3 separate regions of the Homo sapiens genome follow, and regions 2 and 3 are each linked to region 1. Evidence: read pairs that join two places in POLR2A ChIA-PET (ENCODE). Cell type or tissue: OCI-LY7. All regions are shown on one strand. Links, peaks and the distances in the headings refer to the core of each region. The heading gives the core; the rest is flanking DNA. Region 1 overlaps AKAP13 (A-kinase anchoring protein 13). Region 2 has its middle 73 kb from the start of MIR7706. Region 3 overlaps AKAP13 (A-kinase anchoring protein 13).

Region 1 (5,479 bases), core at 155-5,154:
TGGCAACAAAATAAACAACAGATTAGAATAAGCTATGCCATTTGATGAAGTGAGCACATCAATGGCAAGTTCTGGCAGTCAAGTAGCCTTGACAGTCATAAATACCTCCTAAATGAAGAAGGAAAAATCAGGCTCCAGAATCACAAATACCCTACACACACACACACACACACACACTTTTTTTTTTTTACATGAAACCAGTGCTTTTTACCCACTGACACAAATGCAAATACAGTCATGTACCACAAAATGACTTTCCAGTCAACCACGAACCGCATATAAGACAGCAGTCGGTCACATAAGATTATAATGCTGTATTTATACTGTACCTTTTCTATGTTTAGATATAGATACTTACCATTGTGTTACAACTGCAAATACTCTGTGCCCATATCGCCAGAAATTTATTTCATGGTTCTACTAACAAAAACAAATAATAATAATAAGGAATGCTGATACACCACAGAAGGATCCTTGCTGAGTAGGTAGTTCATTTTACAGATGAAGAAAGTGAGTGGACTTGCCTGGGAATCCACAGCTAGTAATTAGTTAATACTTAAGAAAGTAAAATTGATGATGAAATCAATCCAATTCAAGAAATGTTCCCTATTAAAACTCTAAGCTCTCTCACTTTATCTTTTTATTCAGCTAATAAACACCAAAGCTAAAACAGGGCCTCAGAGTTGAAAGCACAATACAGAAAGGAGAAGAGAAACAAGTCTTAATTTGAGTAGGACATAAGGGGATCTTGGGACTTCTAAATCTGATAGAAAATAAAAGGAAGACCACAGAAGCCAGAAAACTGTGTTGGGGGGTGGGGGGAGAACTATCTTTCTTAAACCATGAAATAAGACACAGGTTAACAATTTTAACTGAATGATACTTAAGTTTTCCCCAACTTTTCAAACCTACCACATACTAGCTGAGTGACACTGGGCAAATTATTTAACCCAAGCCTAAAAAAAGCAGGGAGTTAGGGAGGATGAAGAGAGGAAACAAATTTTTCATGCTATTTTAATGTAATTTTAATGCTTCACAGAGCTTTCTGGGATACAAGGCCTAGCTCACAATAGATGCTCATCAAATGTGAGTTCCCATCCTTTTCCCTTCTCAAGAGAAATATTTTTTAAAAGGCCTGAATCCTTCAGTAGATCCAAAAATTATTCCAAGAAACTAAGTGGTCCAGAGTCCCTATTTCAATTGCACAAAATTAAAAGTGTTGCTGAGCCAAAATCAGGATGGCAATGATAGGGGAAGAAAGTTTTTTCTTCATACTTGTGGTAATTTCCAAACGTTTCTGTAATAAACATGTTTTAGTTTTATAGTTAGAAACAACTATTTGGAAAAAGAAAATAAAATGTTTTAAGAAGAGTTTCATCATTCTCATGCTAGAAATAAATATATATATAATATATATTATATATAATATAATATATATTATATATAATATAATATATATTATATATATTATATAATATATATTATGTATATTATATATGTATATTTTATATTATATATATATATATTTTTTTTTTTTTTTGAGACAGAATCTTGCTCTATCACCCAGGCTGGAGTGCAGTGGCACGATCTCGGCTCACTGCAACCTCCGCCTCCTGGGTTCAAGCAATTCTCCTGCCTCAGCCTCCTGAGTAGCTGGGATTACAGGCACCTGCCACCATGCCCAGCTAATTTTTGTATTTTTAGTAGAGACGGGGTTTCACCATGCTGGCCAGGCTGGTCTCGAACTCCTGACCTCGTGATCCGCCCACCTCAGCCTCCCAAAGCGCTGGGATTACAGGCATGAGCCACCGCGCCCAGCCTAAAAATATTTTTAACAAATGTTCTGTCCAATAGCTTGTACTATCCTAGGCTTACCCAGCCCTAACTGTGCAAAATAAGATTTCATAATCATCCCTAGGGAGAGGATAACAGAGTCACCTTCTTAACTAAAGCCAAATTGACCAGAACTCTATTCGTTGTTCCCAAAGACTGTGAATATCTTCTTAAAGGGCAGAATAAAGCAAAGTGAACTATGATAGAAAAGCTCCCTACAATAAGGCCAAGACCCAAGACAAACTCCTTTCCTCCCTCTTCTCCCAATTCAGTCAGAAAATGAAGGCGTGTGTTCACAGCATATGTAAGACTATTTACTGCAGTAATACAGTTTAACAGAAAAAAAAAACTTTTAAGAGACTTGTCAATAAATGGCACCAGAACAAGCAAATATCCACATGCAAAAAATGAACTTATACCCTAGCTTACACCATACACAAAAATAAACCCAAATATGGATCACAGATACAAACTTACAAAATAAACTATGAAATATCTACAAGAAAACATAAGAGAAAATCTTTGTGATCTTGGCTAAGGCAAAGATCCCTTAGATATATGACAACAAATGTATGATCCATAAAAGAAAACATGATACACTAGATTTCATCAAAATTAAAAACTTTTCCTCTTCAAAAGACACCATCAAGAAAATTAAAAGACAAGACTCTACGTCAGAGACTAGGAAAAAATATTTACCAATTATATAAACTAATAAAGGGCCTATATCCAGGATATATAAAGAACTCTTATAACTCAATACAAAAACAGTAAATTTTTTTAATAGGCAAAAGGTTTGAACAGACACTTGACCAAAGAAAATAAACAAATGGCAAATATGAACAGTAAAAAAAAGCTTAACATTATTGGTCATTATCAATACACACCCACCAGAACGGCCATTAAAAAAAAGATTAAAAATACCAAGTATTGGCAAAATGTGTGGAAAACTGAAGCCCTCATATATTGCTGGAGGAACTGTAAAATGTATAGCCACTTTGGAAAACAGTGTTACCCAGCAATTCCACTCCTAGGTATCTACATATGTGAAAACATAATTACAAAAAAGACCTCAAGTGAACAGAAATGTGTAAACCTTCGAATGACACCAATGACATCAGTTTGTTTTGTTTTGTTTTTTTAGAGTTTCTCTTGCTTTCAAACCGTGGGCTCTTATAACTGCTATATCAGTCCCTACAGTGAAATCTACTTGCACTATTTAAGCCACTGCAGAATTTTTTTAAAAATTTCCACCACACTAAGCCATTCCCAAAATTAATCCTTGGCTTCTAAATGGTCATCATTACCTTGGTAGAGGTGAGAAAAAAGAGGCAGAAGTAAACTTCTTCAAACTGCATATATGACAAGAGTAACTGGATGGCTCTGAGAAAGCAGCTTTCATAGCAAAAAGGAAAGTGTGTAAGAGAACTTGATGCAACGCCCTGTTGACAACTTTGTCACTGTTTAGATACTCCCCTCCCTTTTAGGTACCTGAATGACCTCAGGTGAAAACTGATTTTGAAAAGAGTCATCTATGCAAATCCTAGACAGAACATTTTTTACTGATGAATATAGAAAGAAGAAAGCTCCTTTATCTATTTGACAAGCTCTTTTTCATCGGCCTGTTTAAGATTTTGCATCAGCTCTTCAGTATCAAAGTCAAGATCCTCCCAGATAAAATCCATGAATTTACAATACAGTCAGTAAGTTACAATAACAGCAGCATTTCAGAACACATGAATAAATTCCAGGAAAAGGGAAATTTAAATTAAGAAAAAGTTTTCATCTATAAAACAGAAATATGCCTGACAGAAACAGAGCTATAAAGTTGTGTGAACAAGTCTATAACAAGTAAGCTAGCTGAGGACCTGCTAGTCATGGTCAAAAGAAAAGGCAAAGGGAGGAGATGACCATTGTGTGTGCTTAGAGGAAGGGAAGGGCAGAGACATTCTGACTGGTTCTTCTATATGAACAAACTGGTTCAGCTAAAGTAATTGCTAAATACATAAAGGGTGGGCACAGAACACTGCCAACACTGAAAGCTTTGTTAGGTGTTCTTTTTCCTTTACAGTAATTTCCAAATGCTTCCTTAACTTTTCAGTGACAACCTGGTTTTTATTTATTATTATTATTATTATTATTTTTTATTATACTTTAAGTTTTAGGGTACATGTGCATATTGTGCAGGTTAGTTACATATGTATACATGTGCCATGCTCGTGCGCTGCACCCACTAACTCGTCATCTAGCATTAGGTATATCTCCTAATGCTATCCCTCCCCCCTCCCCCCACCCCACCACAGTCCCCAGAGTGTGATATTCCCCTTCCTGGGTCCATGTGATCTCACTGTTCAATTCCCACCTATGAGTGAGAATATGCGGTGTTTGGTTTTTTGTTCTTGCGATAGTTTACTGAGAATGATGATTTCCAATTTCATCCATGTCCCTACAAAGGACATGAACTCATCATTTTTTATGGCTGCATAGTATTCCATGGTGTATATGTGCCACATTTTCTTAATCCAGTCTATCATTGTTGGACATTTGGGTTGGTTCCAAGTCTTTGCTATTGTGAATAATGCCGCAATAAACATACGTGTGCATGTGTCTTTACAGCAGCATGATTTATAGTCATTTGGGTATATACCCAGTAATGGGATGGCTGGGTCAAATGGTATTTCTAGTTCTAGATCCTTGAGGAATCGCCACACTGACATCCACAATGGTTGAACTAGTTTACAGTCCCACCAACAGTGTAAAAGTGTTCCTATTTCTCCACATCCTCTCCAGCACCTGTTGTTTCCTGACTTTTTAATGATTGCCATTCTAACTGGTGTGAGATGGTATCTCATTGTGGTTTTGATTTGCATTTCTCTGATGGCCAGTGATGATGAGCATTTTTTCATGTGTTTTTTGGCTGCATAAATGTCTTCTTTTGAGAAGTGTCTGTTCATGTCCTTCGCCCACTTTTTGATGGAGCTGTTTATTTTTTTTCTTGTAAATTTGTTTGAGTTCATTGTAGATTCTGGATATTAGCCCTTTGTCAGATGAGTAGGTTGCGAAAATTTTCTCCCATTTTGTAGGTTGCCTGTTCACTCTGATGGTAGTTTCTTTTGCTGTGCAGAAGCTCTTTAGTTTAATTAGATCCCATTTGTCAATTTTGGCTTTTGTTGCCATTGCTTTTGGTGTTTTGGACATGAAGTCCTTGCCCATGCCTATGTCCTGAATGGTAATGCCTAGGTTTTCTTCTAGGGTTTTTATGGTTTTAGGTCTAACGTTTAAATCTTTAATCCATCTTGAATTGATTTTTGTATAAGGTGTAAGGAAGGGATTCAATTTCAGCTTTCTACATATGGCTAGCCAGTTTTCCCAGCACCATTTATTAAATAGGGAATCCTTTCCCCATTGCTTGTTTTTCTCAGGTTTGTCAAAGATCAGATAGTTGTATATATGCGGCGTTATTTCTGAGGGCTCTGTTCTGTTCCATTGATCTATATCTCTGTTTTGGTACCAGTACCATGCTGTTTTGGTTACTGTAGCCTTGTAGTATAGTTTGAAGTCAGGTAGTGTGATGCCTCCAGCTTTGTTCTTTTGGCTTAGGATTGACTTGGCGATGCAGGCTCTTTTTTGGTTCCATATGAACTTT
Region 2 (5,479 bases), core at 297-5,296, 130 kb after region 1:
ATTGCTTTGGGCAGTATGTTCATTTTCACAAGATTGATTCTTCCAACCCACAAACATGGGATGTGTTTCCATTTGTGTCATCTATGATTTCTTCCAACAGTGTTTTGTAGTTCTCCTTGCAGGTACCTTTCATTTCCTTGGTTAGGTAAATTCCTAGGTTTTTTGTTTTTTGTTTGTTTGTTTGTTTGTTTTTTTTTTGCAGCTGTTGTAAAAGAGATTGAGTTCTGGATTTGATTCTTAGCTTGGCCATTGTTGGTGTATAACAGCGCTACTGATTTGTGTACACTGATTTGGTAATCTGGGACTTTACTGAATTAATTTATCAAATCTAGGAGTCTTTTGGAGAAGTCTTTAGGGCTTTCTAGGTATATGATAATACCATCAGTGAACAGTTATAGTTTGAGTTCCTCTTTTCCAATTTGGTTGCCCTATATTTCTTCCTCCTGTCTGATTGCTCTGGCCAGGACTTCCAGTAATATATTGAATAGAAGTGGTGAAAGTGGGCATCCTTGTCTTGTTCCAGCTCTCAGGGGGAATGCTTTCAACCTTTTCTTATTCAATATGGTTTTGGCTGTGGATTTGTCATATATGGTTTTTATTAATTTGGGTACTTTATTAACTTGAAAATTTATTAAGTACTTTCTATGCCTAGTTTGTTGAGGGTTTTTTAAATCATAAAGTGATGCTGAATTTTATCAAATCCTTTCTCTGCATCTACTGAGATGATAATATAGTTTTTGTTTTTAATTCTATTTATGTGATGTATTACATTTATTGACTTGCATATGTTAAACCATCCCTGCACCCCTGGGATGAAACCAACTTGATTACAGTGTGTTGTCTTTTTGATGTGCTGTTGGATTTGGTTAGCTAGTGTTTTATTGAGGTTTTTGCATGTGTATTCATCAGGAATATTGGTCTGGAGTTTTCTTTTTTTTGTTATGTCCTTTCTTGGTTTTGGTATCAGGGTGATACTAGCTTCATAGAATGATTTAAAGAGGATTCCCTCTTTCTCATTCTTTTGGAATAGTTTCAGTAGTATTAGTACCAACTCTTCCTTGAATGTCTGGTAGAATTCAGCTATGAATCCATCTGGCCCTGGAATTTTTTTTTTGTTGGCATTTTAAAAAACGTACTGATTCAATCTCATTGCTTGTTAGTGGTCTGTTCAGGGTTTCTGTTTCTTCCTGATCTAATCTAGGAGGGTTGTATGCTTCCAGGAATGTATCCATTTCCTCTAGGTTTTCTGTTTTGTGTGCATAGAGGTGTTCAGAGTAGTCTCCAATAACATTTTGTATTTCTGTAGTGTTGGTTGTATGTCTCCGGTTTCATTTCTAATTGAGCCTATTTGAATCTTCTCTCTTCTTTTCTTGGTTAATCTAGCTAATGGTCTATCAGTTTTGTTTATCTTTTCAAAGAATCAGCTTTTTGTTTCATTGATCTTTTGTATTTTTTTGGTTTCAATTTCATTTAGTTCTGCTCTCATCTTTGTTATTTCTTTTCTTCTTCTTCTTCTTCTTCTTCTTCTTCTTCTTCTTCTTCTTCTTCTTCCTCCTCCTCTTCTTCTTCTTCTTCTTGTTTTCTTCTTCTTCATTTTTTGAGACAGAGTCTTACTCTGTCATTCAGGCTGCCGTGCAGTGGCATGGTCTTGGTTCACTGCAACCTCCACTTCCTGGGTTCAAGTGATTCTCGTGCCTCAGCCTCCTGAGTAGCTAGGATTATAGGCACTCATCATCATGCCTGGCTAATTTTTGTATTTTTAGTAGATATGGGATTTCACCATGTTGGCCAGGCTGGTCTCGAACTCCTGACTTCAAGTGACCTGCTGTCCTCGGCCTCCCCAGAGTTCTGGGATTACAGGTGTGAGCCACTGTGTCCAGCCTAACTGTGTTTTTTTTAAATTTCTTTTCCCCCCCTTAAGGATGTGACTTAAATGTTTATAGTTTATTGTAACCTAATTCAGGAGTGAAGGCTTTGTATGCTTTCAGGGGTGCTTTCAGGGGTGAAGGCTCTGTATGAGTTCCTTGGTTGTAGAGTCTTTGGATGATGGCTTATTCAGATGCTGGTTGTAGTAGCACTGTGCTCAGTGCGTGAGCAAGTTCACTGTCTCCCATAGGATTGGAATGACAGAGGTCTCTTGAAGCTTATCTCATTCCCCCATATTATGCACTTCTTTATTTATTTGTCCCCAAGTATTTTATTTACTGGGTTGAATAGTCCAGGCTTCAGACCAAAAGGGGAGCTAGGCCATGGGTGAAAACCAGCTGTGGCTAAAGCAGGTGGGTAAATGCAATAACCAATGATGGACAGAGGTCCCTGCCTTGACAGAGATGGCTGGGGGAACTCTCAGTGAAGCATGCTGAGGTCTTATCAGAAGGAAGGACTGGAGCCACCTCAGCTCTTCTGCCAGGCCAGCAGGAGAGCGATCCACCTCCCAGACAAACTCTTGATCCAGTGTTCTGGCTATTTAGAGCAGATAAGCACCTCTACTCATCTGCAGGAATGTTGATGTTCCAAGCAGAGAGGAATTGTGACTCTGTCTCTTGTGCAAGCCTGCACCTGGAGGGTGCTCCTCCAGTAGGGATGCAGTCACCCTGAAGTGTTCCAGAGAGGCTGTCTAGAGGTGCACCCACACTGAGTTCCCATGGGAAAAGCCCCAGCTGTGTTTGCAGTGGTGAATGAGGTAGAAAAGAAATCCCCCTCTCCAAGGCCCTTCACAAACACCAACACTGCCTGACTTGTCGGGGGAGAGCTACAGATTTTCCCTGCTGATCCCACCACTGCAATTGTGCCTCTGCTGAAGGAAACTTCCCACCAGCAGAAAGACCCGAGACTCAAGGCTTGCCACCTGGGTTCTTTTGTCCCACAGGGTGTTCCCTTGATGGGGTGCATTCCCCCTTCCTTTAGGAGTGGGAGGCCCTGAGAGCCAGACTACTGTGAATGCTGTTACTCCTCTGAGTCTAGCCACCCAATGCGGCTGCCACACTGTAGCCTGGTACTAGGGAATATCTGCAAGGGATCCAGATTTATGACCTGCTCTCAAGTCTCCCAGTAGCAGGTACCAGCACCAGCTCTAACAGGAGTGGCAGGGGAGTGACATAGACTCAGAGATTCCTTGGTTATAGAAAGTCTTCGTGTATTGGCTTCCTCAAATGCCCATTTGGGTAGTAATAAGTAGGTCACATGGGCAGATTCAGGACCTCCTGGTTAGCCAGAGTGGTGCAGGCAATGGTGATGGCTGGGTTCACACACAAGTTTTCTCCTTCCTGGGCACAGTGTTATTCTACCTGCAGATGCTGTAATGGACGGTGTGAGTTGGCCTCCAGCCAGGAAGTGATGCTTGCCAAAGAGCACCAGCTATAGCAGAAGTGATGGGATTTGTGCTTGCCTTATGCTACCCAGGGCTGGTACTTTGGATAATCAGGCAAGGGGTGGGGCCATAAAGCTCTGAAAAGTTTCTGTTTTTTGTGCTCCTAAAAGTTTCTGTCTTTCGTGTTAAGCTACCAGGGCAGGTGGTGGGCAAAGCAGGTGGGGGCTGGGTCAGGCAGGTCCATGTTTTGACTCTTCACATGTGGTGCTAGCAGTGGCCCCTGTGGGAGTTGTGGAGGTGGTTCTTTGGCCATTGGGATCATGTTCCAGAGAGGAGCATAACTGCATCTGCTGCATAGAAGAGTTCACGTAGGGAGTGGGGAGTAACAGGCAGCAGTAAGCCCCACCCAGCTCCCGTGCACTTGGCAAGGCAGATCTCTTACCTGCAGTATTCTGCTAGCAGCAGCCAGCTAAGTTCCTGGCCATCTATGCTTAGAACTCAAAACTTCCTTGGGCCATAAGCCTTCCCCTGTGGAGACAAGAACCATGGCTTTCAGGCCATGCCCCTGCCAGTCTGCCTGCACAGCCGGGGCACCCGGCTCATTTGCTCATGCCTGCAGCACACTTCCCATTCGCTCCCGGGTTCTGGCCAAGGGAGTTCTTCCCCACTCGAGGTTATATCGTGAAATTCAGTTGGGAGCTTCTTTTAATTAACTCAGGCAATGGCTGCTGCCTGAGTAAGTTGGCAGACTTTTGTGAGGTCTCCTGTGTGGCAGAATAAGGAATGGCTTCCCTTGGTCGATGCTGGAGACTGGGAGTGCATGCAGAGTTCTTCCTGCTGCCGTTTGTGCTTTAATATTCCTCTCCACTCTCAAAATCAGTTCCAGTGTTGGTTAAGGCCTTTCCCTGTGGCCTAGATTACCAGGTTCCCTGGTGGGGGTGTATACCCTGGAGGCAGTCACTTCCCCTCTCACATTCTGGGGACTTACAGTTTTTTTTTTTGTTGTTGTTGTTGTTTTGTTTTGTTTTTAACCTGGCTGGTGCCATAGGCTGCAGCCTGCTACTTTAAAAAAATAATCTGTGGGCCAGGTGTGGTGGCTTATGCCTGTAATCCCAGCACTTTGGGAGCCCAAGGCAGGTGGATCACTTGAGGTCAGGAATTTGAGACCAGCCTGGGCAACATGGTGAAACCCCGTCTCTACTAAAAATACAAAAATTAACTGGTGGTGATGCATGTCTGTAGTCCCAGCCACTCGGAAGGCTGAGGCAGGAGAATTGCTTGAACCCGGGAGGCGGAGTTGCAGTGAACTGAGATTGTGCCACTCCACTCCAGCCTGGGTGACAGAGTGAGACTCCATCTCAGACAAATAAAATAAAAATAATCTGTGGATTTTAGTTTTCCTGTTTAGTTCCTGCAGTGTTCCTTGGGAATAAAGTCACAGGGTGAATATATACAGGCTATTTTGTCTTTCCAAGTGGGAGTGACATGTGAACACTACCTCCAATCTGTCATCTTGGAGAATAAAAGCAATCCTAAAGACTACCTAGATGTTGAGACTATCTGGGAACTTAAAATAACTATGATTAATATGTTAAAGGCTCCATTGGAAAATGGAAACAACATGTATGAATAGACGGATTTCAGTAGAGAGATAAAATATATGAAAGAGTCAAATTTAATTGATAGAAATAAAAAACAAGGTAACAGATATGAATTATGTCAATGAGCAGTTCAGGAGACTTTACATTGCTGAGGAAAGAATATATGAACCTGAAGACAGGTCGTTAAAAATTATGCAAACCAAAACCCAAAGAGAAAAAAAAGTAAAAACCCCAGAGCACCCAAAAGCTGTGAGACAATATCGAATGGTCTAACATAAGTGTAATTAGAGTACCAGAAGAAGAAGAGAGAAACAGTGAGGTAGGAGACATAAACTATATTACTCACCCCATTTTTTCTTCTTAAAGCTAACCACTTATCCTAAAGTGAGTGTGTATTACTTCCATCCTGTTTTAATACTTTTTAGTATAGCTAAATGTACCACCAAATATGTGTATATGTTCAGACCTGAATGGATTTGAAACAATGGAGTTGCTTTTGTTTTTAAATGTATATAAATGGCATCATGTATCGTTTTTGTAATTTACTTTTTTAAATTAAAAATGAACA
Region 3 (5,479 bases), core at 105-5,104, 53 kb after region 1:
CTATGCCAAGAGTAAAGTTTTTAAAGCCTAAATCAACCTTGTCATGCCTTGCTCAAATCCTTCAGCTGTTTCCCACCATACCTAAGAGCCTATTTGATCTGGTCTCTGGCTACACATACAAACCTTATCTCCTCACGCTCTTTCTCACCCATTCCAGCCACACCAGGCTCCCTGTTCATTCTCCCATCTCAGGTCCTTTGCACTTGATGTTCCTTCCATACTTCCTCTGAATCTTCATGTGACTTGCTCCCTTGACTTTCTTCAGGTCTGTTCAAATCTCACCTCCTCAGTAAGGCCTTGTCTGACCTCCCCAATCTCTGCTAATACTCTTCATATCCTTCCTAGAATCATCACCACCAGACATGACTGCAATTGTTTGTTCACTCGTTTATTTTCTACTTCCCTCAATAGGATATAGATTAACGGCAGCAACTACAGATGTCACTGAATTCCCATTACCTAGAACCGTGCCTGACAAACAAAAGATACTTGAAAAAATTAACAAACAACCCTACAAGGTATGTCATATAACCATTTGCCAAGAGAAAAGAGAAGATTAGATTTCAGAGACAAATAACTTACCTAAAGCTGCATAGTAAATAAATAGCAAATGCACCTGAAAGAGCCAGCACTCTACCCACTGACTCACTACAACTTGCGACATAAAGCATATATGCTAAGAAACAAAAACGCAAAAGCAAGCATTTCTACATGAAAACACCAGATCACAAGTGTTACAGATCTTTTAGAATCTGTCTAGCAGGTTTTCTGCTTTTCACTGGAAGACTCCCCCACGGGGGGACAGAAAATAATAGATTATAGTGATCCTTCTCTTTCTGTTCATCACCATAGCAATTCATTTCTTTGATTAATCTTAGGTATGTACCATGTGCCTCTTCAACTAAAAGATACCTACATTGTTTTGTATTTCCCACAAAGCAATGGCTGAGCTACTGTCAGAAGATAGTCAACAAATACTTCTTTGTTATTTATACCCCCAAAGATTTTGAGAATCCTGTAATGAAATTTTAAGAACCACCAACAAAGCATACTCACCCAAAGGACTTCAGCTGCTAACCATGACGGAGTAACTGGATCCAGATTTATCCTGGCATCCTCCCTAACTACTAGAAAAGTGGACAAAATGCATGAGGCAGCATCCTTTAGAGCCTGAACAACAGGTAGCACAGAACTGCAGTCCCAAAGAGAAGGGAACAAATGAGATAAGCCCTAAAATCGCCCCAGCTTTCTGGCTGGAGGTACCTTCTAGACCATGGTGCAATGAGGAGGATCAAGCACAACATGACAGCCTTGTCAAGTTTAGAAAACAAACATAGCTTGGGAAGGCTAAGGAGTTTGAAAATTGCAGAGTACGAGAGAAGAGGAGGGAGCTGTATGAAAAAGGAGCTCCAGAAATCAGCATAGAGGCCCCATGAGTCTCACACCCAGTAGTAAGCCAAGCATGCATATTGTAAAAATACATGAGGGCACGCAAAGAATCACCCAGGAACTGTAAGCTAAATGATCTCCAAAGTTCACACAGGGCTGGGAGACATTTGTGTTCTCAACTGCCAGAATAGAGTCCTCAAGGAGAGCCCAATTCTTCAATGAAAACTACAGGAGCTTCATGCCTTAGTAATGGGGTGTAACAAGCAACTTACACACATAAGTTTGGCAACTTAACTTGCCAAAACAAAGTATGATACTCTTTAAAGCAATGGTTCTTGTGTTTGAAATAACTTTACCCCCAAGGAGACATCTGACATTTAACAGATAAGGACTCAACAACTATCATGAATATTATACATATGATCAAGAACCTATTTTTAAAATGAACATAACGGGAAACAAATGGAAGAAATAAAAAAAGATTCAGTAGCAAATGGAACCCAAAGACATGTAAAAAATAATACATCACGACTAAATGAGTATTATCACAAGAATGCAAAGCTATTTCAACGTATTACACCAGACTAAAGAAGAAAAAACATATGATTATGTCAATAAATACAGAAAAACCTTTGACAACATTCAATATCTATTCATGATAAAAACTCTCAGCAAACTAAACATAGAAGACAATTTCCTCAACTTGATAAAAGACATCTACAAAAACAAACACCTATGGCTACCATCATATTAATGGTCAAACACTCAGTGTTTTCCCCTCTAACATCAGGAAAAAGGAAAGGATGTCCACTTGTAAAACTCCTATTACACATTACACTGAGGGTCCTAGATAGTTCAGCAAAGTAACAAAAAGAAATCACGCCCAGCGCTGTAGCTCACGCCTGTAATCCTAGCACTTTGGGAGGCTGAGGCTGGCGGATCACTTGTGGTCAGGAGTTTGAGACCAGCCTGGCCAACATGGTGAAACCCAGTCTCCACTTAAAAAAAAAAAAATACAAAAATTAGCCGGGCATGACAACATGCACCTGTAATCCCAGCTACTTAGGAGGCTGAGGCACGAGAATCACTTGAACCTGGGGGGCCACAGGTTGCAGTGAGCTGAGATCGCACCACTGCACTCCAGCCTGGGTGACAGAGCGAGTCTCTATCTCAAAAAAAAAAAAAGGAAATGAAAGTATACAAAGTGAAAACGAAGAAATCAAACTGCCCTTATTTGCCAATGACAATAATGTCTATGCAGAAAATTCCAAAAATCTACAAAAAAAGCTTCTATTACTAAAAATGAGTTTAGCAAGGGTGTAGGATCCAAGGTCAGCAAATAATATAAAATGATCTTTCTATATACCAGCAATGAGCAACTGGAAATTGAGAAGTATCATTCACAACAACACCAGAATACATGAAATACATGTATAAGATTACAAAACACATGCAAGATCCAATTGCTAAAAACTACAAAACACTAATCAAAAATCTAAGGTCTAAATAGATATACCATGTTCATGGCTCATTATTAAAATGTCAATTGCCCCCTAACTGATTTCCAGCTTCAACACAATGCCAATCAAAAACCACAGCAGGCTGGGCATGGTGGGTCATGCCTGTAATCCCTACACTTTGGGAGGCCACAGTGGGAGGATCACTTCATCCCGGGAGTTTGAGGCCAGCCTGGGCAACATAGAGAGACTCTGTCTCTACAAAAATAAAAAAATTAGCCAGGTAGTGCATGACTGTGATCCCAACTACTTGGGAGGCTGACGTGGGAGAATCGCTTGGGCCCAGGAGATCAAGGCTGCAGTGAGTGGTTATCCTACCACTGCATTCCACACTGGACAACTGAGTGAGACCCTATCTTTTTTTGTTTTTTTAAGACGGACTCTCGTTCTATCACCCAGGCTGGAGTAAAGTGGCGCAATGTCGGCTCACTGTAACCTCCATCTCCCGGGCTAAAGCAATTCTCCTGTCTCAGCCTCCCAAGTAGCTGGGATTACAGGCGCCCACCACCACGCCCAGCTATTTTTTGTATTTTTTAGTAGAGACGGGGTTTTGCCATGTCAGCCAGGCTGGTCTCGAACTCCTGATCTCAGGTGATCCACCCGCCTCAGCCTCCAAAGTGCTAGGATTACAGGCGTGAGCCACCACACCCGGCTGAGACCTCATCTTAAAAAAGAAAAAAAAGAAAAAGAAAAACCCAGCAGGACTTGTGGATAACAGCAAGATGAATCTAAAATATGCACAAAAGGCAATGCAACTAAAATACCCAAAAAACAATTCTGAAAAATAATAAGATAACTCACACTACCTGATTTTAAAACTTACTCTAAGGTGACAGTAATCAACAGTGAGGTGATAGAGAAATGAAAGACACAGATCAATGGAATAGGAGAGAGAATCCAGAAACAAAACCACACATTTATGATCAACTTGCAAAAAAAAAAAGGCACAAAGGTAATCAACAGAGAAAGGACAGTCTTTTCAAAAACTGTTGCTGGAAAAATTGTAAATCCATCCACAAAAAAATAAACTCAATGCATACCTTGCACCATTTAGGAAAATTAAATCAAAGCAGATAATAAATGTAAATATAAAATTTTAAATGATAAAACTTCTAGGCGAGCCGGGCACAATAGCTCACGCCTGTAATCCCAGCACTTTGGGAGGCTGCGGTGGGTGGCTCACTTGAGGTCAGGAGTTCAGACCACCCTGGTCAACATGGTGAAACCCCATCACTAGTAAAAATACAAAAATTAGGCATGGTGGTGGGTGCCTGTAATCCCAGCTACTCAGGAGGCTGAGGCAGGAGAATCACTTGAACCCGGGAGGCGGAGATTCCAGTGAACAAGATCTCACTCACGCCAGCCTGGATGACAGAGTGAGACTCCATCTCTAAAAAAAAAAATAATAACTTGTAGGAGGAAATATAGGGGAAAGTCTTTGAGCTCTTAAGTTAGGCAAAGATTTCTAAACTATTATACCAAAAGCATGATCCACTCAGGGAAAAAACAAAAAAACAAAAAAACACTGGATATCATAAAAATTAAGAACTTCTGCTCTTCAAAAGACATTATTAAGACAAGAAGGCCAGACACAGTGGCTCGCGCCTGTAATCCCAGCACTTTGGGAGGCCGAGGCAGGCAGATCACTTGAGGTTAGGAGTTCAAGATCAGCCTGGCCAACATGGAAAAGCCCCATCTCTACTAAAATACAAAAATTAGCTGGGTGTGGTGGTGTGTGCCTGTAATCCCAGCTACTCGGGAGGTTAAGGCAGGAGAATCACTTGAACCCAGGAGGCAGACGTTGCAGTGAGCCAAGATCTCACCACTGTACTCCAGCCTAGGTGACAGAGCCAAACTCCATCTCGAAACAAACAAACAAAAAAAGACATTATTAAGACAAGTAAAAACAGACTAGGAGAAAATATCTGCAAATCATGTATTTGATTCCAAAGTATATACAAAAACTCATTTTTTAAGCAAAAGATTTTGAATTGACATCAAAGAATGACAAATAATCAGATGAAAAGATACTTAATATCATTAGTCATTGGGCAAATGAATAAAAAGGCTACATTCCGTGTGATTCCATTTTTACAACATTCTTGAAAAGGCAAAAAACCATGGAGACAGAAAACAGATCAGCAATTTCCAGAGTCTGGGGGTAGAGAACCGGTTGAGTACAAAAGGGCTCAGAAGAATTCTGGAGGATGAAGGGACTGTCCTGTTTGCAGCAGTGGATATATGAATGTATACACCTGTCAAAACTCAGAGAATGTTACACTAAAATGGCGGAATTTTAGTGAATGTAAACTATACATATGAATAATTAAAGAATGAAAAAATAGAGACTAAAGAGACATAATGATGTGCTGAGTGAACTTTAATTTTACTCTGTCCAAAATTTTTCTTAATCAACTATAAAAGATATTTGGGAGACAAATAGAGAAAGTTGAATAGGTATTGAATAATATTATAGAATTAACGTTAATCTTTCTTGTTGTGAATAACTGCAGTTGGTTATGTAGAAAAAGGGTCAGCAAACTTCTGTAAAAGCCCAGATAGTAAATATTTTC

What was found. Peaks named below come from ENCODE experiments on the same cell type or tissue, not always from the same donor. Only the 100,000 strongest peaks of a DNase experiment are listed, where the experiment ranks them.
Region 2: POLR2A ChIA-PET joins it to region 1 with 7 read pairs; 5 of 35 experiments call an interaction of 5 or more read pairs at or near these places.
Region 3: POLR2A ChIA-PET joins it to region 1 with 8 read pairs; 13 of 35 experiments call an interaction of 5 or more read pairs at or near these places.

What each region holds. Positions count from the first base shown.
Region 1 is chr15:85,438,471-85,443,949 of GRCh38, reverse strand. The region is part of intron 1 of AKAP13 (A-kinase anchoring protein 13); the gene reads right to left. Among named protein-coding and RNA genes, the nearest start is that of AKAP13, 61 kb to the right of the region's middle. RefSeq lists an enhancer at 3,007-3,196. In OCI-LY7, for the core only: no CTCF peak of the experiment used is centred there; DNase peaks (open chromatin) are centred at 239, 709 and 3,252; H3K4me3 peaks cover 2,132 bases; H3K27ac peaks cover 3,446 bases.
Region 2 is chr15:85,304,986-85,310,464 of GRCh38, reverse strand. No RefSeq gene overlaps it. Among named protein-coding and RNA genes, the nearest start is that of MIR7706, 73 kb to the left of the region's middle. In OCI-LY7, for the core only: no CTCF peak of the experiment used is centred there; a DNase peak (open chromatin) is centred at 3,314.
Region 3 is chr15:85,385,135-85,390,613 of GRCh38, reverse strand. All of the region lies in intron 1 of AKAP13 (A-kinase anchoring protein 13), which reads right to left. It also overlaps the pseudogene RNU7-79P. Among named protein-coding and RNA genes, the nearest start is that of AKAP13, 7.3 kb to the right of the region's middle. In OCI-LY7, for the core only: no CTCF peak of the experiment used is centred there; DNase peaks (open chromatin) are centred at 1,488 and 2,463; H3K4me3 peaks cover 3,046 bases; H3K27ac peaks cover 4,977 bases.